Linked DNA regions of Mus musculus: all the other regions are linked to region 1. Evidence: chromatin loops called from intact Hi-C (ENCODE). Cell type or tissue: left cerebral cortex. All regions are shown on one strand. Each heading gives the region's core, and the rest is flanking DNA. Links, peaks and the distances in the headings are about the cores only. Region 1 holds the start of Kif21b (kinesin family member 21B). Region 2 holds the start of Ascl5 (achaete-scute family bHLH transcription factor 5). Region 3 overlaps Cacna1s (calcium channel, voltage-dependent, L type, alpha 1S subunit).

The links. Peaks named below come from ENCODE experiments on the same cell type or tissue, not always from the same donor. Only the 100,000 strongest peaks of a DNase experiment are listed, where the experiment ranks them.
Region 2: a loop joins it to region 1, with 4 times the contacts of the local background. A loop is called at or near these places in 6 of 42 quality-filtered maps.
Region 3: it touches region 1 in a loop (2.9-fold over the local background); 6 of 42 quality-filtered maps call a loop at or near these places.

What each region holds. Positions count from the first base shown.
Region 1 is chr1:136,123,535-136,133,397 of GRCm38, forward strand. Kif21b (kinesin family member 21B) reads left to right here and starts at 7,856. Exons shown (of 35, transcript NM_001039472.2): 1 at 7,856-8,228. The coding sequence starts at 8,188. Gm15850 (predicted gene 15850) reads right to left here and starts at 7,649. Exons shown (of 3, transcript NR_046170.1): 1 at 7,487-7,649; 2 at 5,859-5,971; 3 at 4,185-4,249. In left cerebral cortex, for the core only: a CTCF peak has its summit at 7,803; DNase peaks (open chromatin) are centred at 5,045, 6,815, 7,765, 8,581 and 2 more places; H3K4me3 peaks cover 2,849 bases; H3K27ac peaks cover 4,485 bases.
Region 2 is chr1:136,046,117-136,056,043 of GRCm38, forward strand. It overlaps Ascl5 (achaete-scute family bHLH transcription factor 5), which reads left to right and starts at 4,688. Exons shown (of 1, transcript NM_001270609.1): 1 at 4,688-5,254. The coding sequence starts at 4,688. The coding sequence ends at 5,254. It overlaps Cacna1s (calcium channel, voltage-dependent, L type, alpha 1S subunit), which reads left to right and starts at 6,695. Exons shown (of 44, transcript NM_001081023.2): 1 at 6,695-6,936; 2 at 8,463-8,568. The coding sequence starts at 6,785. In left cerebral cortex, for the core only: a CTCF peak has its summit at 5,543 (motif pointing right); DNase peaks (open chromatin) are centred at 4,956, 5,557, 6,770, 7,307 and 1 more place; H3K4me3 peaks cover 890 bases; H3K27ac peaks cover 3,397 bases.
Region 3 is chr1:136,058,489-136,068,415 of GRCm38, forward strand. All of the region lies in intron 2 of Cacna1s (calcium channel, voltage-dependent, L type, alpha 1S subunit), which reads left to right. Among named protein-coding and RNA genes, the nearest start is that of Cacna1s, 11 kb to the left of the region's middle. In left cerebral cortex, for the core only: a CTCF peak has its summit at 3,150; DNase peaks (open chromatin) are centred at 3,131, 3,527 and 5,715; H3K27ac peaks cover 884 bases.

The DNA of each region.
Region 1 (9,863 bases), core at 4,864-9,863:
AGGCGTGAAGCACTGCCACTGGCCCTCTGGGCTTTTTCTAATTTTGTTTATGACTTAAGCTCTTTGCTCCACTCAGTCTGAGCCTTCCTTTTGGATTCTCCAACTTACTTTGGAGATTACAGAGCAGAGAGGAGAAGAAAGGTCTTTTCAGCCTTCTCTGCATCCTCCCTTGACCTTCCTGACACTGATTCTGCTTAAGGCAATGTATTCTCTGTCTGCTGCTTCAAGTTTCAGAAAACAAGGCGCTAAGGAGGGACACAGGCAAACGTTTTAAGAGTTATGTCACTTCAGGCCAACTTGACTTTCAGAGTCAAAAGGTCCCTTGAACTGTTCCTAGCGTGGGCCAGGAGATCCAGCACACACTACTTGAGGACTGACATCGACCACTGTCCAGTGACGTCCTGAGGCTGGCTGGGTTTCTGGAGAGCTGGCGCCATCGAGGTTAACTTAGAATGTAAAGTGTTAAGTGCTTCTTTGCTGGCAATTTTCTGGGTAGGGCCTGGCTCAGGCAAATGTCTCCCGGAGCTAAGGAAATGATGCGTCCAGAGAGACGGAGAATCAATAACTCAAGGACAGGAGTGGCCTTTGCGAACTTCATCAGCGGGGAAGTGCTGTCTGTGGAGGAGGGGCGAGCCCCTCTGGAGATCCATCTTGGAGGCTTGCTGTGTATCCTCAGCTCTCTGGGCCTTTGTTACCTGCCTCGTCTGCTCTCTTTTTCCTCTTCCCTTTCCTGGTTTGCCCTGACTGACCGCCTCTTGATGCTCCTCTTGGCATCCCTCTCCTGTTCTATGCCATGTTCTCTGTCACTGCCTCCCTCTGGTGGGTGGGTGGGGGGTGGCCTTTGAGCCCTATAACATGTGGCGCAAGGGAGAGAGTTCCTCAGGGGCTGAGAACTGCTGTCCTCTGTCTCTATGACCCCAGATAAGCCAACCAATCTGCACTTCTGTGCAAAGCGGAAGCTGAAGCAAGCTACCTTTTAAAAATAGCTCCATTGGGCTGGAGAGATCGCTTTGTTGGTAAAGTGCTTGGATAAGCATGAAGATTTGAGTTTAGATTCCCCGTGCCCATGTGGAAAGCTGGGTACTATGACTATGGCCCACGTAGGTGGGCTAGGAAAGTGGGGGGGATGGTGAACGCAGGTGGGTCCCTGTGGCTCACTGGCCAACAGCCTAGCCGAATAGGGTGACCTCAGTTCAATGAGAGACTCTGAGAGCAACTAAGGAAGATACCAGATGATGACCTTTGACCTCTGCAGACAGAGGAGTGCTGTTGAGGTAAAATTAACAGTTAATTGCACATATGTAACACGTACAATGGTTTGCTTTGCCTTACAGAGATACATCCAGAGATCTATGTAAGACCATCTGAAAGACTTTCTTTGTGCGCCTTTGCAGCCCCTCCTGACCTCTTCAGGCCCCCTACCACTCCTATATCCCTCGCTTTGCCAGGCAACCACTGATCTGTTTTCTGACCCGTTAGGGTCACTATATTTTCTAGGCTGTTCCTCTCAGTGAGGTTAGGGAGCATGTGCTATGGTCTGCTTCTTTCCCGGAGTACAGTTGAGATTCATCTACTCTGCATCAGTCATGTACCAGTAGGTCACCCCCTTTCCTTGCTGAATAGGATTCCGTCGTGAGCAGGTCTGTTTCTGTACCCATTCCCTGCCAGTGAGCATTTGGGCCTATAGCAAAAGCTGATGTCATCACCCCCATACACACCCAAAGCAGGCAACTTCCTAGGGTGCTCTACTCGCTTTCATAGCCCATCAGCTGTCAAGGGGCAGATCCAGTCTCTTCCTTCACGGCAGCTCAACACGAGATGGAGTCCCCGTCAGCTTGCTTGGGTTTGAATCGCGCTCTGTGATTGTAGCATGACTTTACTGGATTGCTTTGTGGAGATAATTATTTCTCCTTCCAGGAGCTGGAAGCATTGCATTGCCGCATGAAACTCAAACATTCACCACATGCTCGCTACAACATTCAGAAAAAGTATCCGTTAATATCTTGCCTGTGCCTCTGAGGTCTTTATGCTCTAGAATGGGTTAGTCCTGCAATATCTGAGCAGCAACCATAACCCTTTTTAGCGGCTCTGTTTCATGGAGGAGTAACTAAGTCCCAAGGGAACGATCTTTGAGCTAGAGACAAATGCAGATATGTCCTGATATCCGACCTGGGAATAATTCCGACTGAGATGACTGGTGGGGGCAGAGGGTCCTTAGTGTTTTCCAGTGACTTCTCAGGGTGGTTCCTGAAGACGCCCAGGCAGTAGAACAGCACAGCCAGTGTAGCCATGGGATCCAAAGGGTTAATATTTAGCCGTGTATGTCTTTAATCACCACAACCCAGTGACCAGGAAATTTAGTAAAATCTTAGTCAAATCAGGATGGAGAGAGAGAGAGAGAGAGAGAGAGAGAGAGAGAGAGAGAGAGAGAGAGAGAGAGAGAGAGACTTTCTTCTATCCACCTCTCAATAGCCCAAAATCCAAAGGGGGCTTCTACCTGTATGCAGGCTAGGGCCCTGGAAATCACTTGGGCCTTTTGGCATCTTTATAGATGGGAGATCTCCAGACTCTGCGTCTGCTTTTACCAACTGTGTCAGAGTAGGTTAGGCTATGCCAGGACCACACAGGACCTACACGTTCAGCCGCTGATCACAAGAAAAGTTTATTTCTCATCTATGCTCTGTGAACAGTACAGGTGTGACAGTGGCAGTGCCTCCCAAAGCTTCACTTTTTATTGGTTCAAGTCACATGGTCCCTCACTATCAGAGGAGTAAGGACATGTAGTCCTGAGCCCTGTGCTGGAAAGGCAGAGTTCGGGAAATACAGGAACAGCACACTAATGACTACTACCCTAGCCAAGTGACCTTTGAACCTGTTTCCTCTTTTGAAAAACAGTCACGATAATGGTGTACCCCAGAGATGATTGTGAGGGTTAGGTGAAAACGTGTGTGACACATCCAGCGTGGTTACAGGGTGAGTGAGAACTCTCCCCTTTCAGGGGCCCAGCCCCCAGGGAGGCAGGCCATGGTTACCTGTGTAGGAAAGGGTGCACAAGGCTAAGGCCTCCTCCTGGAAAGCCCAAGGTGCTGCCATGTCATCAGCAGAGGGCAGCTAAGTTCCTGCAGATCTGCCGATCCACCCAGCAGATCTCACGCCAAAGGCTTAGCTGACGAACCTAGAATTCCACTCATGCAGGGCAAGCCTTCTACCACTGAATTCCACCCCGGCCCCTCACTAATGACACCTCATCTTCACAACCTTGTTCTTGCTCACTCCTGAGAGTCCCTCTCCATCTTTTTTTGTAAACCTACCCCTCTGGCCAGACAGAGGTAGAGTCTATTGGAGAAAAGATGGAGAACCCGCAAACAATGTGAAGGACTGAAATCTACTTTGAGGCAAGCACTGGGTGGAATTCTTGATGTGCATCCTCCCTCCCCCCATTGCAACTCCATGATGGTCCTGAGATGAGGACGTGCTCCGTCTCGCTTTGGGATGTGGGAGCTGATGCTGGGCTCGGTTACATCACCGACTTGGGGTTACACAGCTCATCATGTGGATGTGAGTTCTGGATGTGAGCCCAGACCTCCGTGACTCAGAAGATCACAACTCAGCCTCTGGACTGCCTTTCGTTATTTCACTCAGACCAAAGTTTTGTCAGGACTATAAACGCATGACAGGCTGATTTCAGATGTTTAGCCTTGGGGTCTTATCATGCTGCCAGGGGCAGCACAGCAACCGAACTTCCAGTCTTGCAGCTCAGCCCCTGCTTTACCATCCTATGCAACTTCGGACAAATCTCTTTCCCTCTTGGGGCCTCAGTTTCTTCATTCAAAAATAAGATGGCTGAATAATGTGACCTGGGGGGTTCTTTTTGAGTCTAGATGTTGATATGGAGACTGGTGACCATGAGAATGGCCACATCGATACTGTTAGCAGGCACAGCAGAGTAGAAGGGTGGGTAAAGTTACCATGTTTAAGAACCATGTACAGTCAGGTGGTGGTGCTGCATGCTTTTAACCACAGGCTTCAGGAGGCAGAGGCAGGTAGATCTTTGAGTTCAACCCCAGCCTGGTATACAGAGAGACTTTCAGAGTAGCCAGGGCAAAACAGAGAGATCCTGTTTCAAAAAACCAAAACAATCAAACAAAAAGAAACATGTACAATGGGTGTGCCTATGATCCCAGTTCTCTGGATGCTGAGGCAGGAGGATCATGAGTTTTAGTGGTAGCATGTGCTTCACAGAAAGACTCTGCTTTAAGAAGAAAAAAATAGAATGAAGGAGAGAGAGAGAGAGAGAGAGAGAGAGAGAGAGAGAGAGAGAGAGAGAGAGAGAGAGAGAGAGAGAGAGAGAATGTTTGAGGTTACATAGAGTATTAATTAAATCCTAATTATTATTTGAAGCCAAAAATAGAGTTTGTTTTAGGAGTGATGGATGTTTGAAATCCATGGGCAGCTCTCTGCCTTCCTTGCTATTTATAACAGTCTCTGGTTTCCTCTGTGGCCAAGTCTGTCTCCTTCTAAACACAGGAAGTGAGGCTCAGTTCACGTCTGCACTCAGATCTCCTGAGTCTGCAGCTCAATGGATCTTTTTTTGGGGTCCTGAGCTTCTTGCGGGTGGGAAGCGCTGGGCCCTGCTTCTGGCTGGACATTGGAGGTTGGAGCTGGACATCTGCTAAAGGACACTGTTATAGGATAGACTGAGGCCTGCTCCCACAGATCCAAGCGCAGATGCTGGGGTGGGCCTGGGGTTAGAACTCGAGGTCTTGAGCTCTGTATCCACCACCACCATTTTACACTAAGGCTTATTTAGATTTTGCAATGCTGTTCCTGAAGGAGGGGGTAGGGGACACAGAAAGAAGACACAAGTTCAGACCTCCTTTGGGGACATTCCTGGTACCTATAGGAATCCCTTCCATGTTTTTATCTGTTCCCATAGCACTGCTGTTAAAAAAGTGGAATGTGTCTAAGAGAGCTCAGGCCAGATGGCTGCCCCAAGTCACTGCTGGAGTATTTTAACTACAGTTGCGTGGGAGCTTCCTGATTTGGAGGGGGCTCCCCACACCTCCCCGAGGTTCCCATCTGCCCAGACGCCCACAGCTCCTGTCAGGAAAAATGATGGAGGACCCAAGATGCCTGGGGGAAGGAACTCAACTCAGAATAGAAGTTGAGACTTATAGTCGAGTCCAGTTAGGGGCTTAGCCTTTTCCCCACCCGTGTGTGTGTGTGTGTGTGTGTGTGTGTGTGTGTGTGTGTGTGTATGCATGTGCAGCATTGAGGGCTGCAGGCAGTAGCTGATCCTGAGAAAAATGGGTGTGAGCCTCTGTGTGTGTGTATGTGTGTGTGTGTGTGTGTGTGTGAGAGAGAGTGTGTAAAACATTGAGGGCTACATGCAGTAGCTGATCCTGAGAAATTGTGTGTGTGTGTGTGTGTGTGTGTGTGTGTGTGTGTGTGTGTGTGTAGCACTGAGGGCTCCATGCAGTAGCTGATCCTGAGAAACATCAAGGTTCATTAAGAAGAGCAGCTGGGCAGAGGTGGGAACACAGCAAAGAAGCAGTGGTTATTGACGCTGGAGAGAGCTCAGAGAGGGCAGAGACTGTCTTAGTCTTTCCCTGAACTAATCTAAATCTCTCCAAATGGCAGCTTAAGCCTCCTTCTCAGCTTGGATCCCCACATGACCTCAGCCCCGTTAGTCCCTCACTCCTGAACAGAAGAGCCCAGGAGTCAGGGTCTGGACCTCAGCCACCCAGCTCCTGCTTGCTAACCCCAGAGGGAGCTGCTGGGGTGGCTGGGGCAACTGGAACCTTGAAACCCTAATGGCTAGGAGGCCTGAGTCCGCAGCCATGGGCCTCCTTGCTTACCCTAGCTGCACACCCTGGATGTCAGGAGACACAGAGAGGAAAGCTCTGGTGGCATTTCCCAGCAGCGGAGCTCTGAGTCAGAAGGTCACCTACTGCTGGAAGTCTGAGCAGACCTATGGCAAACAGGAAGCTAGAGTTAAGTACCAAAGAAGTCCAGGGATGGGAGGGAGGGGGAACAGTTTAGGTAAAAACACATTATCTTTCAGGAGAGCTAAGCCTGTTGCTTGTGGCACCCCCGGGCAAAGCTGGGCCAATCCAGCTCCCTTCCCCACAGGCACGCCCTTAGAGGAATCCCTTAGAGGAATCGGGACGCCTAGAACCACTTGCAGAAGTCCAGATCTTCTGTGTGTTGCTTATGAGACTATTTCCCCACTTGCAAAATTGGGGGTAGGGGAGAAGGCTAGAACCTGGCTCATAAGGTTAGGAGAACAAACAAGAACAAAAGCACCAAGTACCTCCCCGTGTAAGCACCGCTCAGCTCTCCACATCCTCCTTTTGTTAGAAGACAGGGAGCAGCGTCCCAATTTCCCAACACTGTCTCTTGCTCTAAGGAATTTGATTCACTGGCTTTGGGTTTCAGATGCTAATATTAATAAAATATATAGGATCCCACCAGGACCCCTTACACACCACCATCACCACTACCTCTCTGGGGCTCTGGCTCTCCTCCTGTTTGCTACGAGGGTAGGAAGAATGAGCTGACCTAACTTTCACATTTTCCCTTAAAACTATTCCAAACAGGCACCTGGGTTCCCGAGTGGAGCAGTCACAGATGGGGGTGGGGAGTGGGGAATGATGGCACCAAGAAGTGGATCCTCAGGACCCTAACGTACATCCCAGCCAAGACGTCTCACAGGGTTTCATCATCTGAGGCTGATGCAAGAAGCTTGGAGCCAGACTCCCCTGCCTCCCCTCCCCCAGAGGTCTCCATCCACATCTTGAGCTGCAGCTGGGTCCTCCTCTTGGGCCTTTTCCAGAGGAAGGAGCTGGGTGAAGCCTGGGAAGGGAGGGCAGCTGGTGAGGGGCCCTGTGAATGGTCCTAATGTTGGTTGTTGGGGGGCAGGGAGAAGAGTGGGGCTGGGAGGGTGCAGGGGTGAACTGGAATGGGACTTGACTTCACATTACTGGTCTCCTTTCTCATAGCCCTGTGTTGAAAAGTCTCCTGGGCTAATCCTTTATATACATTTCTGATGGCAGCGCTGGCCTCCTTTGCCTTCTAGCTTCTCCCAGGTATCTGGAGTCAAGTGCTTCTTTGTTCCTACTACTTCCCAGGCAGATCTGGCCTCCCACATCGACTCCCCCACACACAACCCGCCCCCCCCCCCCACTGTCACAAAGAGTGTGAACCAGGCCCTGTGGGTCATAAAGGTTAGTGGGACCCTGGTTTAGTGAGGAGAACCTGAGCCAGTCAGCCATCAAAGCAAACTATGAGCTTAAAGATGTTGCAGAGTGGAGGTGGGGAAATTTACTTCCACATCAACAAGAATCCCCTTCAATAAAGGTTGGCGGATTTACCGAAATAAATGCAGAAGGGACACTTCGCTGACTCTTTCAAATTGCAAATTGCTCATCTCTATGAGATGCTTTGAGGTGCAGCACACCGCCCAGCCCAGAGACCAGGTTCTTACCCATGCCTAGCCACAGACTCGCTGTATGACCTTGGGGTGTTCCTCTTTGAGTCCCGTTCCTCATTTAGGAAAGGAAGATCCCACTGAGACTGAGGTACCATGACTTCGAGGGCCGTGGTTCCCGAATGGTCAACTTCCCAGGGACGAGTCCATCATGCCACTCCCGCTTTCACTCCCAAGCCCTCCAATCCTACCCCGCCCCTCCCAGCCACCCGATGGACGGGAGCCAAGAGGTCTCTTTAAAGGCTCAAGTCCCGCCTCTGCTGCTCGTTGGGGCCTTCTATTGGCGGCCTCTGGGAGGGGCGGGGCCCTGCGCGGCTCTGAGGGGCTGGGGGTGGGTCCTGAGGTGGCTCGGCCCCCGCCCCCTTTGTTCGCGCTGCGGCGGGAGGTGGCGGTCCGGGTGGGAGGTGTGTGCGCGCGCGTGTGCCGCGCTGTAGGGAGCTGCGGGTCTCACTGCCCGCTGTCAACGAGCTCAGCACCTCCGCGCGATGGCTGGAGGAGACGCATGGGACCAGCCCCGTGGGGCCGGCCGCGGCTGAGCCCCTCTGCCGCCTCCTGCGAGCATGTCACCTCCAGCCTACGAGGTCGCTTTCGCTAGCAGGGTCCCTGCCTCCGCCTTCTGCAGCCGCAGCCGCTGCCTGGAGCAGTGGCCCCCGGACCCCCGCCCCTGATCCGCGCCCAGACCCTGGTGCCGGAGGACCATGGCTGGCCAGGGCGACTGCTGCGTCAAAGTGGCCGTCAGGTAAGGGTCGATGGCGGGGAAGGGGCGTGCGAGGAGGGGTTCGAGCTTTGTCTCGCGTGTTCTCGGGCGGGGGGCGCGGGCACCGCTCGAGCTGGAGTCTGCAGTCCAGGAGGAGGGGCCGACGCGCGCTGGCCCGGCTGCCGCAGGGGAGCGGCGGCCCAGCGGACTGATGGAAGGTGGCTTTGTTTGGGTGGTAATTTCTGGCCCCTCTTGGGAGCACTTAATGATCAGAAAATCGAATAAACAAGGAAATCCGGTATTTCACACCCAGCTTTGGCCCAGGCCGGAGCGTCTGTGTGTTTCCTCTTGTCCTCCCCATGAGGCTGCTGTCTCATTCTGGGGTATAGGAGGGAATCCCCCCTCCCCCCATCTACCCCAGTTAGCCAGTTCTACGCTCTTGATCCAGCTCACCATCCTGGGAGCGGATACAACAGACAAAGATCGGTTGTGGGACCCATGAAAGGGTTGGAATGGTGCCTTGGCTTTCCACGGGGTGCCAATGGCTTTTGGAGAAAGCCCTGCTGGTCCTGCCCCAAGAGGAGATGGTGCTAGGGAGGAAGAAAAAGGTGTATCCGAGGGACTAATCCAGAAGGGGTGAAAGGGGTGACAGGACCCTAATGCTACATTCACAGGCACAAAGGTGAAACTGAGCAGGGGGGAAGGGCCCCTAGATTTATCTGGATTCCCATTCCCGATATCTGTAGGTATTAGAAGTAATCTGGCAGACATTAAGAGGAAAGAGGACGGGACTTAGTGGGTTCTTTTCCTAGGGGCACACAGGTGCAGGGACAGGAAATGCTACAAAGTTGAACTCTCTGTTCTTTGCAGAGAGTGAAGATGCCTCCCACCAGCTCTCCCGACTGTGTTTTGTGGTCTTCTCTTTAAGAAGAACATAGTGGGAGAGTAGCAATGTGAGTGAGCTGGTCACCAACTCACAGATGCACTGAGGAACATACATCTCTGGTTCTGGCCTTATAGAGTGGGGGAGGGGAGCAGTCAAATTCTAGGGTAGGTCCTTGAGACAAGTGTTCAAATCCCCTGGGTCAGAGATGACCCAGATTCCAGGGATCCTGGGAAGAAGCTCATAGACAAGATGAGAGAAATCGATGAGATAGGTTCTCTCTTCCTGCCCCAGAGCAGATGCCCACCCCCCAACTCTGTATAATCCAGAGAGAAGGCACGGAGGCTTAGTATATAATAGCTCAGGTGCTGAGGGAGGGAGATTGAGGGCTGCTGGTCCAGCAGCTCCTACAGCAGTCAGAACACCACCCGTGCACACACTCTGCCTGGCACTGAACAGCCTGAGACAAAGAGGAGCCCTGCAGGTGTCTGGTGGGCTGGTGGGGCGGAGCCAGGCTGCCACTGAAGCTGACATTGCAGCAGGAACCTTTGGAGGTCGAGGGAAGGGGAGCACGCATGGGCCGGGTGGGAGTGAGACATGTCAATATGGCATCTACAGCAGATGGGGAGAGGGGAGCTACCTGCCGTAAAAAGAAAATGGAAGCCCAACCTCCAACCAGTGTGAACCTGGACTGACAGGACAGGAGACGGGGTGCTCTATCCATGGGGTCTTTCCTTTAGACTCCATTTTACCGGAGAGAGCCAAACAAAGGCCTTCCCCCTTGATTCATACTC
Region 2 (9,927 bases), core at 4,556-9,555, 78 kb before region 1:
ACCAAGGGCAAGCGGGACTGATCCAGATTGCCTAGTTATGTCAGCCCAGCGGATCAAACATCATTTTCCAGCCTATCTAAGGCACAGGTGAGATCACGGTCATGGGATGTGACTGCTGGTCTCCTGGGGCTTGGTCCCATAGATGCAGTTATCACATCCCATGTAGCAAAAATATTCCAAAATGGCTACTCATATTGATGCATATTTGAAGGCATTTAATATATATTTGTGAGAGTGGCCAGGTTATTCTTTGAAAATATTTATAGGCTATTAGACAAAGCCCCCAAGCAGACGTGTGACATTTGTGACATTTCTTCTTCCTCCTCTTCTTCTTCTTCTTCTTCTTCTTCTTCTTCTTCTTCTTCTTCTTCTTCTTCTTCTTCTCCTTCTCCTTCTCCTTCTCCTTCTCCTTCTCCTTCTCCTTCTCCTTCTCCTTCTCCTTCTCCTTCTTCTTCTTCTTCTTCTTCTTCTTCTTCTTCTTCTTTTTCCCCTTCTTTCTCTTCCTCCCCTCCTCTTCTTCCTCCTCTTGCTCCTCTTCTTTTCTTCTTCTTTGTTTGAGACAGAATTTTTCTGTGCAGCTTCAGCTGTCCTGGGACACATTATGTAGACCAGGCTGGGCTCAAAATCAGAGGATCTGCCTGTCTCTGCCTCCTGAGTGCTGAGATTAAGTGAGCCATCACTGCCTAGCCTTTTCATTTTAGAGTTCATATTCTGGATATTTTAGGCAGAGTTTCCTAAAAATATATTTAAGGTTTAAGCATTTCTTTAAAGTATTGTGTAGTTCATTTTGCATTTGTGTTGTGTGGTTCAACACAAATAGGTTTCTTTACTGCAGAGCTTCTCAAGACCCCATGGATCCCCAAGCGGAAGGATGCAGGCTGTGTTTATCAAACTGTTTGACTGTGGAGCAGTTTGGGGAAAGGCTTTCATGACTACCTTGCCCAGGGCTGGGAGGGATGATGGTGAAAGCCAGCATCTCCATCTACAGAGTGCCTCTTCTGGTTTAGGGCAGTTGAATGACGGGAGGCTCAGGAAGTGTTCTCATTGCTGCCAGAAAGCACCACGGTGCACTAAGTACTTTAGAGCCATAGGAAACTCAGCAAAAATGTGAAGAACTTCATTCCTCTTCCAGAGCCATGCTTGCCCGTGGGAAAGTTATTCAGCCTTCTTCTGACCTCAGGCCCCAACTCCAGCCCCAGTGAAGAGAGAGAGAGAAAGCAAAGCATTTAGGGACGACATATACAGGGAAGGCTGCACTATTTCAGAACCACCTCTTCATCTAGTAAGGCGCCCAATATGCACTCCATGCACAACAAAACACAGGTAATTGCACATATATGTGCAATGAAAGTTTATGTGATGTGTATATTTAACAAACTCAAGGTAAACATAGTGGAGTGACAGAAATCCACTCAGCTTCTTCCTGGCTGGTCCTGGGACCTTCAGTCTCCAAGACAACACAGGGTCAGGGCCTTCAAAAATACTTGCAATTTTTCTCCTCACCACACTATGGCGCTGTGGACAGCCATTTCTACCAGGGAGCCCAAGGGCAGGTTCTCTGATCCTCATAGATTTACAAGTTGGGAAAGGGACCACTGCTTCTGTTTATTTGTTTGTTTGTTTGATTGGTTGTTGGTGGTGGTGGTGGTGTGGGTGTGTGCTTCTAAACTCGGACAAAGGATTTTCTCATCATGGTTTCAGGGGTGAGATCATAATGTTTAGCTCCAAAAGGAACTCCATGCCCCACCACTAACAAGACACCTTTCCCGGGGTGACCAGGGTGACCTCTGTCGGCATACCCTAAATGCGCGATAACTTTAATCTGCAGTGGGGTCTCCCTCCAGCAGGAGCTCAGATTTATTAAGCTCCACTGCCTGGACATTCAAGCCTTTCTGATCCCCTGATCAGGTGGCACAGTCACCAAGAGAACTGCCACAGAAGAGGAGGAAGTTGGGCAGGATTGATTAGCATTTATTAGGTCACGATTCCTCACCACAAGGTCTAGGACAAGTGACTTAACCTTAATGTGTCTGTGTTTTCTCGCCTGCAAAACTAGATAATATTAACTACCTCGCAAGAGTGGTGTGAGAGCTTGAGAAGGTTTAGAGAACATCACTTAGAACACATCATGACGGATAACAGCTAAAATTATCATTATTTCACGGCAAGTCTGCGGACTGGAGTGGGCTTCTGTTTGAGTCACCTTTCTGAATAGTTACATACCAAAAAAAAAAAAAACCCCAAAAAACAAAAAAAAATGCTAATGCATGCACTATTTATTTTAAAAATAAGTTCTCATGTTGAATCAATCATGAGAAATTGTGTTCCTAAAATTGTCATTAATACAAATAAACTTCTGCCCTCTGTCAGATCAAATATAAGCAATCAAGTCTCTATTTCAAAAAGTTAAAGACACAGAACAATCCTGGCAAGTATCTTGAACAATCTTTATGTGCCCAGCATGGTGTGAGGGACTTTAGCTTTAAAAGAAAAAGCTTTAGCCCTGCCCACTGGGATTCACGTCCTGAGTAAATTCTCAGATACTCAACCTGGACAGCACAGGCTGGGGCCTGGGAGCCCCACCAGGAGAGCTAGAATCTTGCCAAAGCTGACTCTTATTATATGTCAAAACTACCATTGGTGGGAGGCTCTAGAGGTCAGCTACAAAGAGCGGGAAGATAAGAATTTTAGTCCTGATGATTCATACGTCAGCTTCCACCTTCTAGCAAGTGTGAGACTCTGAGACTTTGGATCCTTGTTGGTTTGTTGCGGGAGGGTATAGAGGACACTCAAAAATCTGAGGTTGCCACCGGCTTCTCAGGCAGGGAGAGGACTGGCTCTTTTCTGCCAGATAGACAAGGCTGAACCACAGCCAAGACCTCGGGATGCCCCCACTCTCTCAATGCAGGTCGACTACTCACCCATCAGTAAACTCTGAGCATCGTCCTCAAAGAGTAGAACGAAGAACAGAGCTACGAGCACTCCAAGGACACTTACGAACACTGTGAACACACACGGGGACAGGGAGCAGGGCCAGAGAGGCAGGGCATAGTGCTCAAATCTGATATGCACAGCTGATGAGCTCTGGCAGCACTTAAACTCAACACAGACCAATTATTTCCTAAATAACAGTTTTCTAAAACCAGGGAATGGCTACGTGTAATTATGCCCCACCCTGGCAAACCCAGTTTTTGGCCTAATCCTCTTTCTTGGTTATTCAGACAGGATTTATGAAGCATCTATTACATACTAGGGACATGGCTCAGCTTGGCCAGGTACAGAGTGAGTTCCAGGACAGTGAAGGTTACACAGAGAAATCCTGTCTCCAAAAGCCAAAGGGGAAAGAAAAAGATAGAAAAAAGAAAAGAAAAGAAAAGAAAAAAAGAAGACACCTTGTAAGGTGCCATAGAGGAGAAAGCCAAGAGGGTTTGAGACCCATATGTCCTCCTGGACCCATGTGACCTGGGACAGGGAAGGGGAAGGTGACAACAGTCTGCGGGGCAGGAAGCTTTGAAATAGCTAACCCCCAGGGCTTTGTAATCAGGGTTATCTTTCATTCACCAGAGAGGGGCTTGGGCTAACTTGAGATAGTTGCTCCAACTCCTCCTGCTAGTTCGATTAGCTCCGTTAAACAATGGTATTACAGTTAAATGTGTCTCTGTATGGATATGTGCAGGTGGACACAGTGCTCTTGGAAGCAAAGGGACTCTGATCCTCTATAGTGAGTGTTACAGGCAGTTGTGAGCTCCTGGCTGCTGGAAACCCAGTCCTCTGTAAAAAGCAGTACCTGCTTTTAATCACAAAGCCATCTCTCTAAACCCCCTGTCCCAGTAGACTGTCTCAAGTTTTAGTTGTCAGGCCCTGGAAGGTAGCCTTGAGGAGATGATCTGAATTCTCAGAGGAAATGATATTAATGGCTGCCGTTATCTGCCAGGCCAAGTACCGGGTGCTTTGGAATGTGTTTGTACTCTTTTGGTTCTCATCTTAGGAACTATAAAGGATGTTTTCTGTCTCTCCAAATATGGAATTCTGACTCTAAGATGTATGTCACTTGACTATTGAGGAGTGAACCCTAGATTTGAGCTCAGACCAACAGTTCTCCAAATCCCCGCCCTCTTTCCTCTTGATTGTTTCTGGAGATAGGAGTACCACAAAGGCCTTTCCTTAGTGATATGTTCACTTTTCTCTACTTTTAGCAAAGTTCTGGGAACTCTTCTGCTGAGCTGACGGGCTCTCCGCCTCTGCCCACATCCCCCGCAGATCCGGGATCCTGCAAAAAGATCCAGTGAGGAACAAGAATTGGGCGCTGGGGGAATCTGGTCATGGAGGCTCGCAGCTAGAGCCAGGGGCAGTGCTGGCGGCCTTGGACTGCAGGAAGAGGCAAGACTCTCAGTCCAGGAGGACCAGGCAGGGAAGAGGGAGAAAGTGCTCAGATTGCTCAACACATGTCACCGCAGGCGCGACCACAGCAGATACCTGCTGTGCCTCTGCTAGCTGCTGCACTTGTCCAGAGCTATGACTCACATTAAGGAGTCCAAGCCAACCCAAAAAGGCAAAATGAAGCCTTAGCAACTCGCAGCACCCCAGAGTGCTAGCAATGTGACTTGTCCCCTTTGTCAGGACCACACAGAGCCCGTGCAGAGGCCTTTCAGAGGGCCTCACTCTGGGTCCAGCTCCACGAGGCACAATGAACAGTAACTTCTGCCGAGCTCTGGTGGACCGTGGGCCCCCGGGGGGCATGCAGCTAGGTGTCGTGGCCCCTGCTGGACAGACGCCGCTGGCAGCCACCGAACCCTTGAGCAACGTACCCTTTCTATTGTACCCCGGCCACTCCGAGCCGCCTTACTACGACGCCTACACTGGGGTGTTCCCCTACGTGCCCTTTCCCGGCGCCTTCGGGGTTTACGACTACCCGTTCGAGCCTGCCTTCATCCAGAAGCGCAACGAGCGAGAGCGGCAGCGCGTCAAGTGCGTGAATGAGGGCTACGCGCGCCTCCGCGGCCACCTCCCCGGCGCCCTGACTGAGAAGCGGCTCAGCAAGGTGGAGACACTGCGCGCCGCCATCCGCTACATCAAGTACCTGCAGGAGCTGTTGAGCGCCACCCCCGACGGCGCGCCACCTCCCGCCACCTCCCCGCCGCCCGCCCACACGGGCCACAGCAACGTGCCGCAGCCCTCTTCCTTGGTGGCCGAGTCCAGTGGATCCCCCTTTTCCTCGTCGCCTTTTTTGGAGTCGGAGGAACCCAGCCTTTGATCTGGCCAGAGGCCTGGACTTGCCCCTCTAGGGAACAGCTTTGGGGGCTTCTGGGTCATCTGTGCGGGACAAAGAACAGTGGTGTTCGAGGTCTGTGATCCCACCTCCACCCACTTGAGCCAGATGTGAGGGCCTGGGGTAGAGATGGCGAGATACGGATCCCAGGAGCTGATGTCTGCGGTGAGGAGCAGAGCCCTGGACAGCTCCTGGACCAGCCTCAGCGAAGCTCTGCTGTCCACCACACCAAGTCCCCTGGAAGTCAGCCACACTTTCTGTTATGCCTGAACCTTCCACAAGATGGCCTCAAATACTAGCGAGGAGCTTGATGGCCTCTAAAGAGCAGGAATTCTGAGGGAGGGACGAGGGAAGTGAAGACAGGCAGCTGCTTGCATTCAGCACCCTGGAGCTGACAGACTTAGGGGAAGTGTGTGTGTGTGTGTGTGTGTGTGTGTGTGTGTGTGTGTGTGTGAGAGAGAGAGAGAGAGAGAGAGAGAGAGAGAGAGAGAGAGAGAGAGAGAGAGAGAGAGGGAGGGAGAGGTCGCTGGTGCCCATTGGCTTCCTTGACAGCGAGTGATCACCTCCCCTCTCCCACCCTTCAGTCTCTTCTGGACTTAACGCCTCCCCCACCCCAAGACTTGTAAGCTTCTAGGGTCCACTGACATTGTGTTTACATCAAGGACTAAATAAAAAGGGATTGTTGAATTTTGTGATTCCTGAATTATTGTCTATGCCCACCCTCCACCTTGCAATGTTTGCTAGCTGGTGCAGTCACCTAACATTTCCAGAGAGATTAGTGTGTATGCTGAGACTGAATATGGGAGAGGCCAGGGTTCTAGGGAGAAAGCACACAGACATTGTCTAGTGAGGGATTGGAGGACCAGGGGCCCTGTGAGAGCAGTGCACATTCAAGGTTGCCTGGAGCCTTTCCCTCTGGTAGGAGAGGGGCTCCATATTTGCCAGAAGAAGGCATTGGGGGCGGCAAGTGTGAGAGGGTCCTGGGCAGATCCTGACAGACACTGAGACTGGTGTGAGTGGAGCTATGCTGAGCTAGGCCACCACCCAACACATTCTCTGGACAGAGCCACGGAGTTGGGGTGGGGAGAAACTTAATCTCCATCTAAGGAACCTGTTTGGAGTTTGTGGCTCTACTCCACGGGTTCCTCTCCCTGACCCTCATTGCCCCAGCTGTGAAGCCTTCCTGTCTCCCACTGCCCCTACCCCGTCTCAAGCCTGGATATAATAAGTCACCCCTTTACACCCAGCCCTTGCCTCCTCGGGGGCAGATGGGGATGTCACCGGCTGGACTGGAAGGAATGACAGCTGCCTGGCCGCAGGAGCCTGGGCTGGGCAGCAGGGGCTAATTTTACTCGCTGGGAGCAGAGAGAGTAATCCTCCCGCCCCCACGCCCGACCCGTCTGCCTGCCTCAGCAGGATAGGCTCAGTCAGGTCCAGTCCCCAAGGTGGGGGCACTGGGGACACAGGGAGGAGAGGGCAGTGGGCTGGGGGAAGAGAGGGGTGTCAGGGAAAGCCATGGAGCCGCCCTCACCCCAGGACGAGGGCCTGAGGAAGAAGCAGCCGAAGAAACCTGTTCCTGAGATTCTGCCGAGGCCCCCGCGGGCCTTGTTCTGCCTGACTCTACAGAACCCCCTGAGGAAGGCCTGCATCAGCATCGTGGAATGGAAGTATCCTTTCTAGCACCTGAGCGAGATGGAGCAGGGAGTGGGTGGGAGGCAGAGGTGGAAGGTACGGGGTGGTCACAAAGCTTGGACTTTTAGCATCAGGGTGACCCAGGCTCTTGGGAAAGGGGTGAACCTACACCTAGACCAGCAAAAGGAACCTTTGCGAAAGCAGGAAGGGAGGTCTCCGCCACAATGGAAAGGGGCTTCTCGGAGCCTGAGGACAACTCTCGGGTCATAGGGGAGAGCCACTGAGCTATTGAGCATCTTGTGGAGGGCCTGTGTTCTTAGGAGTCTTTCTAAGTGTGTTCAGGTCTCTGTCATCATGGGGGTACCACCCAAGATTTTGAATAAGATGAAGGACGGAGCAGCTCCTGAGGAAATCCTCCACAGAGGGAGAGTGGAAAACGATTGACAGTCCAGGGACAACTTCCACTGGCTAGAGTCCCAGTTACAAATGGAACTGGAGAAGTGGATTCGAGGGGAGGCCTGCTCTTATTGGCTCCTGGATGCTGGCGAGCAAACTTGGATGTTTTAGCTCAGAAGTAGTACCCTGGGGGACAGGGACCTCAATCTCTCTCTAGGTTTGTTCTGGAAATAACAATGATAATATCTGGGCTATTTGGGGGGAGTAAGGAGGGGCTGCAGAGAGGAGGCCCGTGTTGAGTGGGTTCTGAGAGAGTCAGGAATATTTGAAATATTTTTGACGTGCTCTGGAGGAATGGGATTCCATCAGCTGTTCCTTGGGAAAATGGAGAATGAGGAGTAGCTGGAAGGATACGGGAGCCATGGAGAGACAGCGGGTCTGGAGTCGAGTCTGATCCGCATTGCTACACTCTGCCAGGCCACATCACGTCCAGCCCCCTTCCTCCTTGCCCTCTCTGGTGAGAGCAGCTTCCCCTGGCAGGGCATCCCTTTTCTTGAGCCCACTCTCTTACAGATCTATTCTGTGCTACTCCCCCCCTCATCCCCCATCTCTCTTCAAAAGCTGAAGCTTCTGGGATGAAAACAGGATTTTATCCAAATCTGTCTACATAGCGTGCCTTTCGCTCCCCACCCCGCCTATGCACCAAGGACTCTGCCTGGCTTTCCCTCCTCACATTTGCTTTCTAAATGACCAGCCAGTCAGGAAGGGTGGCACCCAGAGTGCCCTCATGAATTAGCTGCTGGAGGGGGGGAGTATGGGGGGGAGGTGTCCTGGGAGTGCAAGCCTGCACACATGAGTGTGTACACATAGTTCTGGGGCGTACGGGGGGAGGGTGTCCTGGGAGTGCAAGCCTGCACACATGAGTGTGTACACATAGTTCTGAAAATCTGGTTTTCCTCCCATTTCCCCCTCTCCCGATCCTACTCAGCCTGAACATAATCAAACTCCAACCCTACCCCCGAGCCACTTTGGGGTACAAGCCCCCCGCCACATGACTCTCTCTTAGCATTATAGTGACTATTCAGACTGGCCTTTAGGAATTTCATGCCCTCAACCCCACAGATCCCACAGATGGCTCCAGGGCTCTCCTTAACCCTGGTTGCAGACCCTTCGAGACCATCATCTTGCTCACCATCTTTGCCAACTGTGTGGCCCTGGCAGTGTACCTGCCCATGCCAGAGGATGACAACAACACTCTGAACCTCGGCCTGGTAAGCAAGCCTTCCCACCCTTCCTCTCAAGCTCTGCAGCTCCAGCCTGGGAGTCACTTGGTTTCTGTGGGAGATGCTGCTACCGTGGCTCCCTCACAGCGTAGACTGGCGTCCTCACTGCTGAGCTACTGAGTGGCCCCGAAGCTTCCCAGACTAAACGTGTTCAGCCCAATTCCATGATAGCTGTCAGACAATATTCACAGTGCCAAGCACCCAACAGGTGCAAACTCATGGCGCTTTCCCAAGAACTCTCAGAAGTGGTACCAAGACAGATGTGGAAGGCTGGGCCTCAGCAAGGTGAACCAGGGGTGCTGAGCATGAACCTCCTTCCCTGGATAGACTCCAGAAGGTTGCCTACACTGAGCTGCTAGGGGCATATGATATAGAAATCTGTAGAAAGGGCATTACAGGGCTACAGTGCCACTCTCTGCTGCCCCTTCACCAGCAACACAGCAAATTCTGCAGTGAGTGGTTTTCATCTTTGAATCATTGAATCTTTACAGTGATCTCTATGGTATAATATTAGTCTAAAAAATAGATAATAAATGAGATAGATAGATGAATAGATAGATGGATGGATAGATATAGGTAGATAGATAGATAGATAGATAGATAGATAAAAATAAAACAAAACCCTGGAATCTAGGTACATCATGCAGGGTAGCACCCATATAAGCTTCCAACAGGGCCTCATACCCTGGTCTTCCTGTCCAGGCCTCATACCCTGGTCTTACTGTCTTTGGAACTTGCTCTTAAGCACATTTAAAAAATATTTTTATTTATTCTTTGCCTACATGTGTGACTCTGAGTGGGTACTTATAATGTCCTCAGAGGCTAGAAGATGCCATTGGATTCCCTGGAGCTGGAGTTAAAGGCAGTTATGAGTTTCCCAATGTGGGTGCTGGGAACTGAACTCAGGTCCTTTGCAAGAGCAGTACTCACTCTTAACCACTGTGCCACCTCTCCAGCCCTTGGATCTTGATGTATCCTTAATGTATCCAGCCCCTTTCTGTTAGATGTATTCACAGGGTGGCACACTTCTAGAGAAGTCTACTAAGAAACAAATAGCTGACAGGGGATATGACTCAAGGGTGAGATACTTGCTCAGCATCCAGGAGCGCTCAGCTACCTCTCTACTAACACACACACACACCCACACACACACACACACACACACACACACCAGGACAGTTCAATGGAGTCCCATACTCCAGGGCTTTTCTCTGCACTGAAACCACAGAGTTTGGCGAGAGGAGGCCAATCTGCATATATCCAGGGCCAGAGTGCCTCTTTCTGCCTCTTCTCAGGCTGGTTTCCATGGCAATCTATTCTGAATTGGGGAGAAGCTGGGTGCTAAAT
Region 3 (9,927 bases), core at 961-5,960, 69 kb before region 1:
GCCCCTGCAGGAACTGAAACAGGCCCTGGGGATAGAGACGGATAAGAGGGTGGCCTTGAGAAAGATTTATGAATTGACCAGATGGGACTTGCTGACTAGTGAAGGTGACTCACGAAAGGGGGCTATAGAGACAGAGCTCAGGGAAGGCAAAAAATGGCACTGGGATTTCAGAGCAGGGGACAGACAGGTGGTAGTAACACTCAGAAAGGCAGCTTGGGGAATAAGGTAAGTTCAAAAGCAAACATTTGGGTTACAGGTGCCTGTGTCTACACCGTGGACAATTGGTTTTGCAGGGTGGAGTATTTGGTGACAAAGGTCTCCTGCTGTGGCATGTGCCAGACCGGCTAGGATGTGAGGCAGGAAAAAAAAAGGCTTCCTGTTAGTGCCTTGCACAAGCCAAGTCTGAGTGCTGCACCATGGCTATGACTGAGTGTCCTGGCCCTTGACTAAGGGGATGGGCTTCCACAGGCTGTCTCCTCCAAATCCTCTCCTACTCTCTCTCTCTTCTCTAGCATTCCATGAGAGTACCAGACCTGTATTTGGGCCTGAAGTATCCTTCTGCCTATTGTATATCAGCAGGGAAGCCACAGATCCCAAACAGAAGAGGAAACTGAAGCCCAGACAGGGCACGGAGTTATGGGAATACACAACAGACAAGGGGTAGCACATGGAGATGCATTCTTGGACATACTGTATGATTTCCACATTCCCCAGTAGCCTTGTTTGTGGTGGAATAACCTGGTATACTTGAGAGAGGCTTCTGTGTGGATGAGGATCTTCTGGCCTGTAGCACCTTGTACATCACCATTAGGAGCTGCATGTCGAGCGTCTCCATGCTCCTCAGAATGGGTGACCCAGCCAGGCAGGCCCTGGCCACTAGATCCTTAGGTTATTCTAGAATCCAAGGATATAATCTCCAGTGGCTGTGCCAAATGATTATGTCAGATAAAAAAAAAAAAAATCCTTCCTTCTGTTGAGAGAATGTAGTTCAATGATAATATGCTTGGCTAGTATCCATAAGGTCCTAGGTTCGATTCCTGGTAATGGGAAGAAATAAATCTATACCTGCTCACTTTAGCCCTTCATCTTTGAGGCCCCAGTGTGTCCGACCAGCCTTCCTAGTTCCCCATCATCACCATGGGCAACAGCAACACTGAGTGTTTTTGGAGGGCTCCATTCTATCCAGTGTGTCCAACCAGACTTCCTCATGGGCAACAGCAACACTGAGTGTTTGCGGAAGGCTCCATTCTATCCACTAGTGCGTATGCTTCCCAGTTAGCATCACCTCAGATGCAAAGAGGCTAAATCACTGCCTGGTCCAACTGGCTCTGGACCATGCCTGTGTCCTTTGCAGACCAGTCAGCGTTGGAAGAGAGAGGGCAGGGGAGGAAGCAATCAGAGCTCTGACCTCTCACTGTAATCCTGATTCTACTGACTGTGAAACTGTTGCTCAGGACAGAGAAGATGCTCGGAGTGTCCGATCTAACCTCTGGGACTGACTTGCCAGGAGAGAACCTTGCTGTGGGGGATAGGGCTGTGGCTGGCACAGCCCCAAACTCTCCTGTCTTGCCCCAAACCCAAGCTTTGAAAGAGGTCTGCCCCTGGCCTGGCTTCAAGGCACTTTTCAAGAGGGCTGTGGCTGTATTTCTGGCCAACCTTAAGGGACCCATGAAAACCATCCATGATGACCAGCATCCCTAATTACCAATTATAAACAGATTGCTTTTTCTATAATCTCTTCTTTCAAAGCAATCTCAGGTCAAAGTATGATGTTCACAGAGTGAGCCTTAACTGATTGAGAAAGAGCATGTGTCAGCGATGAATCCTCTCACGAGAATAAGCAGGAGGGTGAGGCTGGTTCACAGGGAGCTAGAGGAGGAGGGTTAATGAAGGACACAATAGGACTAGTGGCGTATACGCAGCCTATGGGCAAAAAAACTAACCTCGGGGGCTATGTCTCTACATAGTCCTTCTCTCAGGACCCAGTAGTGAGAATGAAACACAGGAACGTCCCTCAAGGCAGTGGTTTCCAAAGGAGGAACAAAACGAGTGTTCCAGGCCATCAAGGGACATTTGCAATGTCTAGAACCATGGAGTAGAGGAGTAGACGCACGTACGGGTATATATGTTTGCATGGTACAGGACAGTCATAATCATCTGACCCCATTGCCAGTTAGGCTGAGATTGAGAGACCCTGCCTTAGACAGTTAAATAACTCCTAAAATATTCCATTGTGGGTCTGACCAGATGGCTCAGTGAGTAGGGGTGCTTGCTGCCAGGCCTGCTGCCCCAAGTCAGATGGCCAGGACCCACCCACATGGTGAAAGGAGAGAATCAATTCCCACACGTTATCCTCTGGCCTCTACACTCATACAGTGGCACACTCACCCTCCTCCAATAACTAACTAACTAACAAAATAATACATGTTAAGAATTAGTAAAGTCCCACCTTGACATTACAATGGCCTGGCGCTCTGCTTCTAAGTTCTGGATGTTTTTCCTAACAGTCACAGGAGATACTGCCTCCTACATGGGCACTGTGAGTTACTCTCCAGACTGCCACCCGTTTAGTCCCTTCTCCACTCCAGATCAGCCTACCTTAAGCCATCACAGGACACTCCAGGCCTCTGCCACATTCCTGGGGTTCAGGTTGCCACCCAGCGTCCTCTGCAGGCTGGAGGCTAAGCCTCTGGCAGCCAGGGTATTTGTCTTTTTATAGGGCCCAGAATGTCCTGCTGAGGCCTGTAACCAGTGGCCCGCTCTGCTCCACCATCTGGGGAGGCTGGGCCTTTGTCAGGGCTCTGCTCTGGCCTGGCTTTCAGAGGGTCAGAACCAGGTTGTTCTAGAACAATCTGGGGATCTAGTGACCGGGTCACCCACTCTGAAGAACAGAGGGACCTTCAGCAGCAAGCTCCTGATGGTGCAAGAGAGCTCCCAATAAGGAACAATGAGAATAAAACAGATTCATGGTGTTTGCCCCACCCAGAGCTTACCCTCTCTCCACGGCAAGGGCTCAGGTCCCTTTCTGGACACTCTGTTCCCTGCCAAATCTGTCTCCCTCCCACCAGTGCAGCAGATGGGACTGAACAATAAAGCCTTGGGCGAGTCCCTGGTATGTGCTATACTCTGCAGCCTTTCTGGGGACGCCAGGGGAAGCCAAAGAGCTTTCAAGTCAGACAAGCCTGCACCTTTGTTAGCACGTCCCCTAAACTCAGTCTCCATTGCCCCTCCTGTAAGCAGGGGCGGGTACCTCCCCTTTCAGAACTGTTAGGTCTCTGTGAAGTGACCTCACACAAGCCTAGTACGTAGGTATTATACAATGAGCCCATTCCTTCCCTCCTCTGCTCTTCCAGCCCTGATAGCTCTCAGCCAAAGTCATGCTGTGCCCAGGCCAGCAGGGACAATGTACAGTTGTGGGCAGGATCCAACAAATGCATGTGGATGTCTCTCCCCCTCCACCGCGGCACGGTGGTTGAGACTGTGGGGTCCCCACTTATACTCTCTGCACATGTTTCAGTTCTGCCACTTGGCTGTGTGATTCTAGAAAGCAGCACATCGCCCTCTGTGCTTTGGCTTACTCATAAGCAGGGTGTGAGGGCGCTTACTGTGTAGGACTTCCATTACTGAAGATCTGGGGTGTGTGTGTGTGTGCGCGCGCACGCACGCGTGCATGTGTGTGTATGTATGTGTGTGTGTGGTGAGTGTGTGTGTATGTGTGTGTGTGTGTGTGTATGTGTGTGCGTGTGTATGTGTGTGTATGTATGTGTGGGGTGAGTGTGTGTGTATGTGTGTGTATGTGTGTGCGTGTGTATGTGTGTGTATGTATGTGTGGGGTGAGTGTGTGTGTATGTGCGTGTATATGTATGTGTGTGTATGTGTGTGTATGTGTTCGTGTGTGTATGTGTGAATGTGTAAGTGTATGTGTGTGTATGTGTGTGCATATGTGTGTGTATGTGGGTGTATATGTGTGTATGTGTGTTTGTATGTGTGTATGTGTGTGTATGTGTTTGTAGGTGTGTATGTATGTGTATATGTATGTATGTGTATGTATGTGTGTTTGTAGGTGTGTATGTGTGTGTGTGTATGTGTGTTTGTATGTGTGCATATGTGTGTATGTATGTGTGTTTGTATGTGTGTGTGGTTAGAACAGGTCCTGGCATGTGAGTGCTGCTTAACAGGCTCTGTTGTTATTCTCTTTATCACCCAAGACAGCCTAGTCCTCAGCCCTTCTAGGTTAGGCCTGCTGCTTCCCTGCCACGCTGCCCCCACCCGCACCCCACCCCCATCATTCAGCCTCGAGTTCATAGCTACAGGGTCCCAACATTTTTGCCCACTTGACCTGAAGAAACTAGTGTGGAGGAGGATGAAGACCCCGCCTCCCATGTAGACTGACATGAGTGACCCATCCAGGTCATGGCCATCTGAGCAAGGGTTCATCCAGATAAATATAGCAACTTCCCTCATCTTTCAACTGGTCATTGTCCATCACCTCCGAATAAGGGTGAGGGAGACTCCAGGACCAGAGAGATCAGTGGACAGGGTGGCTGAGCAGCAGCCCAGCAGGCTGGCTCACCAGAGAAGTCTTGGCAAGGGACAGGAGTGAGACAAAAGCCCAGGTCCCCTGCAGAACCTCTCTTTGCTTCTCTTCTTCCTGGGGGGAGAGGGGGGAAGCAAGAACATATCTTGCTTCTCTCATATAGGAAACAGGAAATATGGGGACTGCATCAGGACCCAGCCCCAGTTCACACTGTCTTCTTTCCCTGTGAGTTCGTTTGGGAACCTCCATTTGAGTTCTCGGAGCCCACTCCATGCCTCCCCTGAGCCTGGAGCGCAGAAATCACTGGCTGCAATTGTTCTTGGTGACTGTGACCTCCCCTCCCCCTGACCCCCTGTCTGTTCTGAGTTGTGCCTTTTCCAATGCTAAGGTCACAGGAGTCATGGACACTCGTTACTCTTACTAGGGCAGGAACCAGATCAAAATGGGATGGACTCCACTTTCAGGAGCCTTCAGAGCTTTGCCACTGTGAACCCCACTCTATTGACCTCTCATCCTGGGGTGAATCTCCAACCATAAGAAACCAATGCACAGTACCGTGCCACAGACATCTCCAACAACAATAAGCCATCCCCTGATGTCTGCTCCTAAAAGCAAGAAAGGGTGAAGCCAGGAGACAGGCAGCCATTACCATTATAGAAGTGTCTTGTGTTGGTCCCACCAGGCCTGCCCCCGAGTACCAGCTTGGAGAATCCAGGTGTAAAGGGATGTGTGGGGACACCCAGCTGACCCCTGCTGACCACTCAGCCTAAGTTCTACCTGGCACCAAATTCCCATGAGATAATTTCTTTGGTCTCCCTGAAGCAATCAGGCCCCACTGAGTGAACCCTGTGTGTCTAGCACCTCTGGCTCCTCTAAGCTTCCTGTCTGTGCAGATATTGTGCTTGCTTCCTAAGGAAGGAGCCCTCTCCACCTGATGCTGCATCTTAGCATCTCCCCAGAAGCTCCACTGGACTCTGTCGACTCCAGAACCCTTCATGGGGGACACGGAAGACCTTCCCTCAGACAGGAGGGCAGACCAGACCATGGTTCTTCAGGTGGGGCAAGGGAAGGAGAGATGGGGATAGCTGGCCGTGTGGCCCAGATAGGGAGACTATTCTGGGCAATTCCCTTTGCAGAGGAGTCTGGCTGGCTGCCATCATCTTCTCTCAAAGCCTCAGGCACGCCTGGGTGGGAGTCATCAGGGGAATAGAGGAGTGGGAGTCATCAGGGATAGAGGCAGTGCAAATGACATCATCGAGAACCTTGCTCTTTCTGACTGGGACTTTGGGAATGCCTGACTCTAGCATAACATGGCACAGATGCAAGGCCTGTGCTCAGATTTACATAGCAAGTGCATCCCTGAAAGCTCCGATAGAGGCCTTTCTGTGGGAGGACAAGACCCTCTTGCCTTTGGTACCTGGTGATGGAGCCATTCAGGTTTCTACCTCACAAGCAGCTTCCTAGTCTTCCCAAGAGCTCAGGAAGGCAGGAAGGCCAAGAGTCTGACCCAGGATCAAAGACTATCTCCCCTAGACTGGTATCAGAGCCTATTTGTTGCTTATGACTTCCAATCTGCTCTGCTGTGTGACATCACTTCACTTGTGCCACACGGGACTTGCTGTGTGCCTGAAAACCCACAGTGGTCATCTGCTTGCAGTTAGAAGCTGAGCATGGTTGTGGGCTTTTCACAAAGCTTTCTCAGAGCCCAGTGATCTCCTCTTGCCTCAGTGGTAGCAGCCATCTGCAGGCCACCTGAGTCATACTTTGTCTCTTAGACAGTAGGTCCTGAAACTGTCCAAAACCACACCTGTCAGGCACCTTTTCAGGTACCGCAGGGAACTGAGCCAAGAGTCCTATGTCAGGGGACAGTTAGGTGGATAAGCAGGTGGTTGGTAAATTAAGTCTTGAAGTCTGCTAAAAACCAAACCAAGCCAAAGTGATGTGTCATCAGATAGGAGCTAGGAAATAGGGATGGTAACCCAGAAGGGATCGATCACAAGCTGGGACCAGACAGAAAGAAGACAGGAGCAGCATTCCATGAAGAAGGAACAGCAAGGGTCTAAGCCCTGAGCCAAAATTTCTTTTAACTAGATATGAGGGGGGTGGGGAAAGCTAGCCCCAGCAGCAGGTAGAAGTATGCAGTCTTCAAACTCTACCTTTCCTGGTTCCTAGAACTCACCCCAAGAAGCCCCTCTATGAGAAACCCTAGCATCTTCCCCAAATCCTGATCCTAACAGGCAATGGTCCCTCTCACCTGTTCTTGTGGCCAAAGATACTTGACCTCGTATAGTCAGTAGACAGAGGAAGATGACATGGGTCCTAGGAGGCTGCAACTCAGCAGAGGCACTGGAAAGCAAACAGGGTCACAGGCAATACAGAGGACACCTCAGGCAGATTCTCCTGGGAGGCAGTCAGAGAAATCACATGATCATAGGTAAGTGAAGGCTCAGGATGTAAGTTATGCAGAGAATCTGAAAATCATCTCACTTGGCAGGTCAGGGTCCTGCGGGACAGTGGGGAGGCCAGCAGTCAAGGCCAGCGGTGTCGTTTGTAAGGGATCACCTACTCTATGGTTTTACCTGATAGACTACATCGATGTTGGTGACCAGGAGTAGTTGAAGTGACCAGGGTAGAGCGGGGCTAGGGGAGAAGGGAGCACGGAAGGGGACAAGTGACTGCAGATCAGGGAGAGTGAGCGGGCTGCTCTGCAGGCAGAAGCAGCTCCAACGGAGATGAGATGGATGGATCAGGCGGGAGCAACAGAAATGTCTGGATCTGATGGGATCCGAGGCCGGAAAGACCCTGCCTTGAGTAAATGGACACTATAGGCCAAGGCAGGGACATAGGAGGAAGAGTTGGTTCAAGGGAAAAGAGAGGTCCAGGCTCGAACATGTTGAGTTCCTGATGTGCCAGTCACTGATGTTGCCCAACCCAGCAGCTCTGTGAAGACCAATAGAGGACTGTGGGTGCCATGGTGCAAGCAGAACGACCCCTCCCCAAAGAGCAAGGCATGTAGAAGACCTGTAAGCTATGGGACTCTCCCTCTTACAGGATGCCACTTAATTCTCAGGACAGCTCTTGGAGGTGGGGGCACAATTATATCAGTTTTAAAATTATTTTATTTTACATGTATAGGTGTCTAACCTGTGTGTGTGTGTGTGTGTGTGTATACAATGTCCACTGAGGCCAGAAGAGGGCATTGAATCCCCTGGAACTGGAGTTATAGGTGCTCGTAAGCCACAATGTGAGTGCTAGGTATTGAACTGAGGTCCTCTGGAAGAACAGCCAGTGTTCTTAACCACCCCTGAATTAGCTGTTTTACACACAAGGAACTGAGACAGCCAGTGAGAATGTACACCATGTGTCTCCTGCCTTCCGTGATTGACAGCAGGCTCTCCCACACACAATGATGAAAATGCTTTAGAGAGACTATGACTTTGATTACAGGATGCCAGCCAGTCCCTGCCCAGGGGTTTAGTCTCAAGCTTAATAATAATTACCCAGGGATTGAATAGCCCTTGTTCCTCTGTGGGCCTCTAGAGAGGAGTGGGGCCAGCACAATGTAACCTTGATAATACTGTCCCTATGGAGCAAGAATGGAAATACCCCTGGTCTATGTCTACACAGTGAGGGTCATGCTGTGTGCACTCCAGAATTAGGTTGCAGAGTGGTAAACAGAGAGAGTTGGATCTTGGAGCTGATGGGCTATGAATCCCAAGTGACTCCACCTGTGGCCCACAGCCCCTACAAGCTTGCTCTGTGGCCAAGAGATAGACAGACAGACAGGAGCAGGTGCAGGCAGCTCTCTGGGTGACATGGCCAGTCGCCCAGCCTATGAGCACCACAACTATTTTGAGTCCTGCTTTTCCCTTCCCTCAACAAAACTTCTCCTGTCTGTCCCCTAGGGGTTGAATCAGGCTGAAAATTTACAAGCTGACTTAACTTCCCTCTCCTTACATGTGCCTTCCCCATGAGGGATGGACCTGATGCTTACTACACAGAGAGAAAACCACCCAGTTGATTTTCAGGGGACCCACCACAATGTCTTCACCCCATTTCTCTCAGTGGGGATGATAGACACACTGGCCCTGGCAACTCTCTTGTATAAAGCCAAGATTTGCCCCACAATCCCCCTGCCCCATGATGCTCAACCTGGGCCCTAGCAACAGCCCTGTTAATGGAATAGTATGGAGGTGCCTTCATATAGGTACACTATATTTTTGTAAAGAGAAAGCTTTGGGATTACAAACTGAGGAGCAGTTGGGAGGCAAGATTAAAAAGAACAGGTCTAGCTCAGATATGCCTCTGTTTCTCCTTCCACTTCTTCCAAGTCATTCCTGGGGTGGCCAGGTTCCCCATCTGGTTATGCCCACAATTAAGGATCCTGAATCATAATAAAAGGGGGGGGTCCCCGAGAGGCTCCTGGAGAGGCCCTCCCTAGCCCTGCGGTGCTTGACTGGGAATGGGTACTGGTGGGTAATAGTTATAGGGCTAGTGAGCTGTGGGTTACAGACCCCTTCTTGTTAAAAAAACAACTTTCTATGCACCAGTTAACCTCCTGCTGCCAGAGTACAGCCCTGATACTCCATCAGGGGGCTAGGATTGCGTGAGGAACCTGGAGAACCAGGACTATTGGATGCAGATGACTGCAAGAAAACCATTTGAGCCCGGAGCCCAGCCAGGAGGGAACTGTTTTCTCAGTTAGAAATAGCTCTTGCCCGGGCCCTGAGTAGGGGAAGGGTGACCTGGACAGGCTCAGGGTGACCCAGAGGATCAGGCTACAGAGCAGGGTATGGAAGACTCAGCAAGGCCATCTTCAGGAGGCTGAAACTTTGGCCACTCACCAACACTCACCCTCTTACACAGGGTACTCAGTTTTCTCAACCCCCTGCTGGGATGTGGCTGCCTGTAGTCAGCTGTAGTGGGTATGCAAAGGGAGATACCAGGAAAATAAACAAGAGTGAAGGACCCTGATTATCAAGGGAGGGTCATTTGGGGTGCTAAGTCTACCCTACTTTCTATCTTTAGTCCATTGGATGGTGGAAGAGAGAAAATATCTATACTGGAAGTCACCTGGGATCTGTTTTAGTTGAGTTTCTATTGCTGTGAGAAAACACTACCCCTAAGAGGGACTTGGAGAAGAAAGGGTTTCTCTTACATCTTACAACTGTCAGATCACACTCCATCACTGAAGGAAGTCAATAAAGGAGCTTAGAGTGGGATCCTGGAGGCAGGAAGCCATGGAGGACACTGCTTCTTGGCTTGCTCCTCATGGCTTGCTCCTTATGGCTTGCTTGGCTTATATGGTCTTACACATCTCAGCCTCACCTGCTCACAGCTGGCACCACCCACAGTGAGCTGGGCCTTCTCACATTCGTGAAGAAAATGCC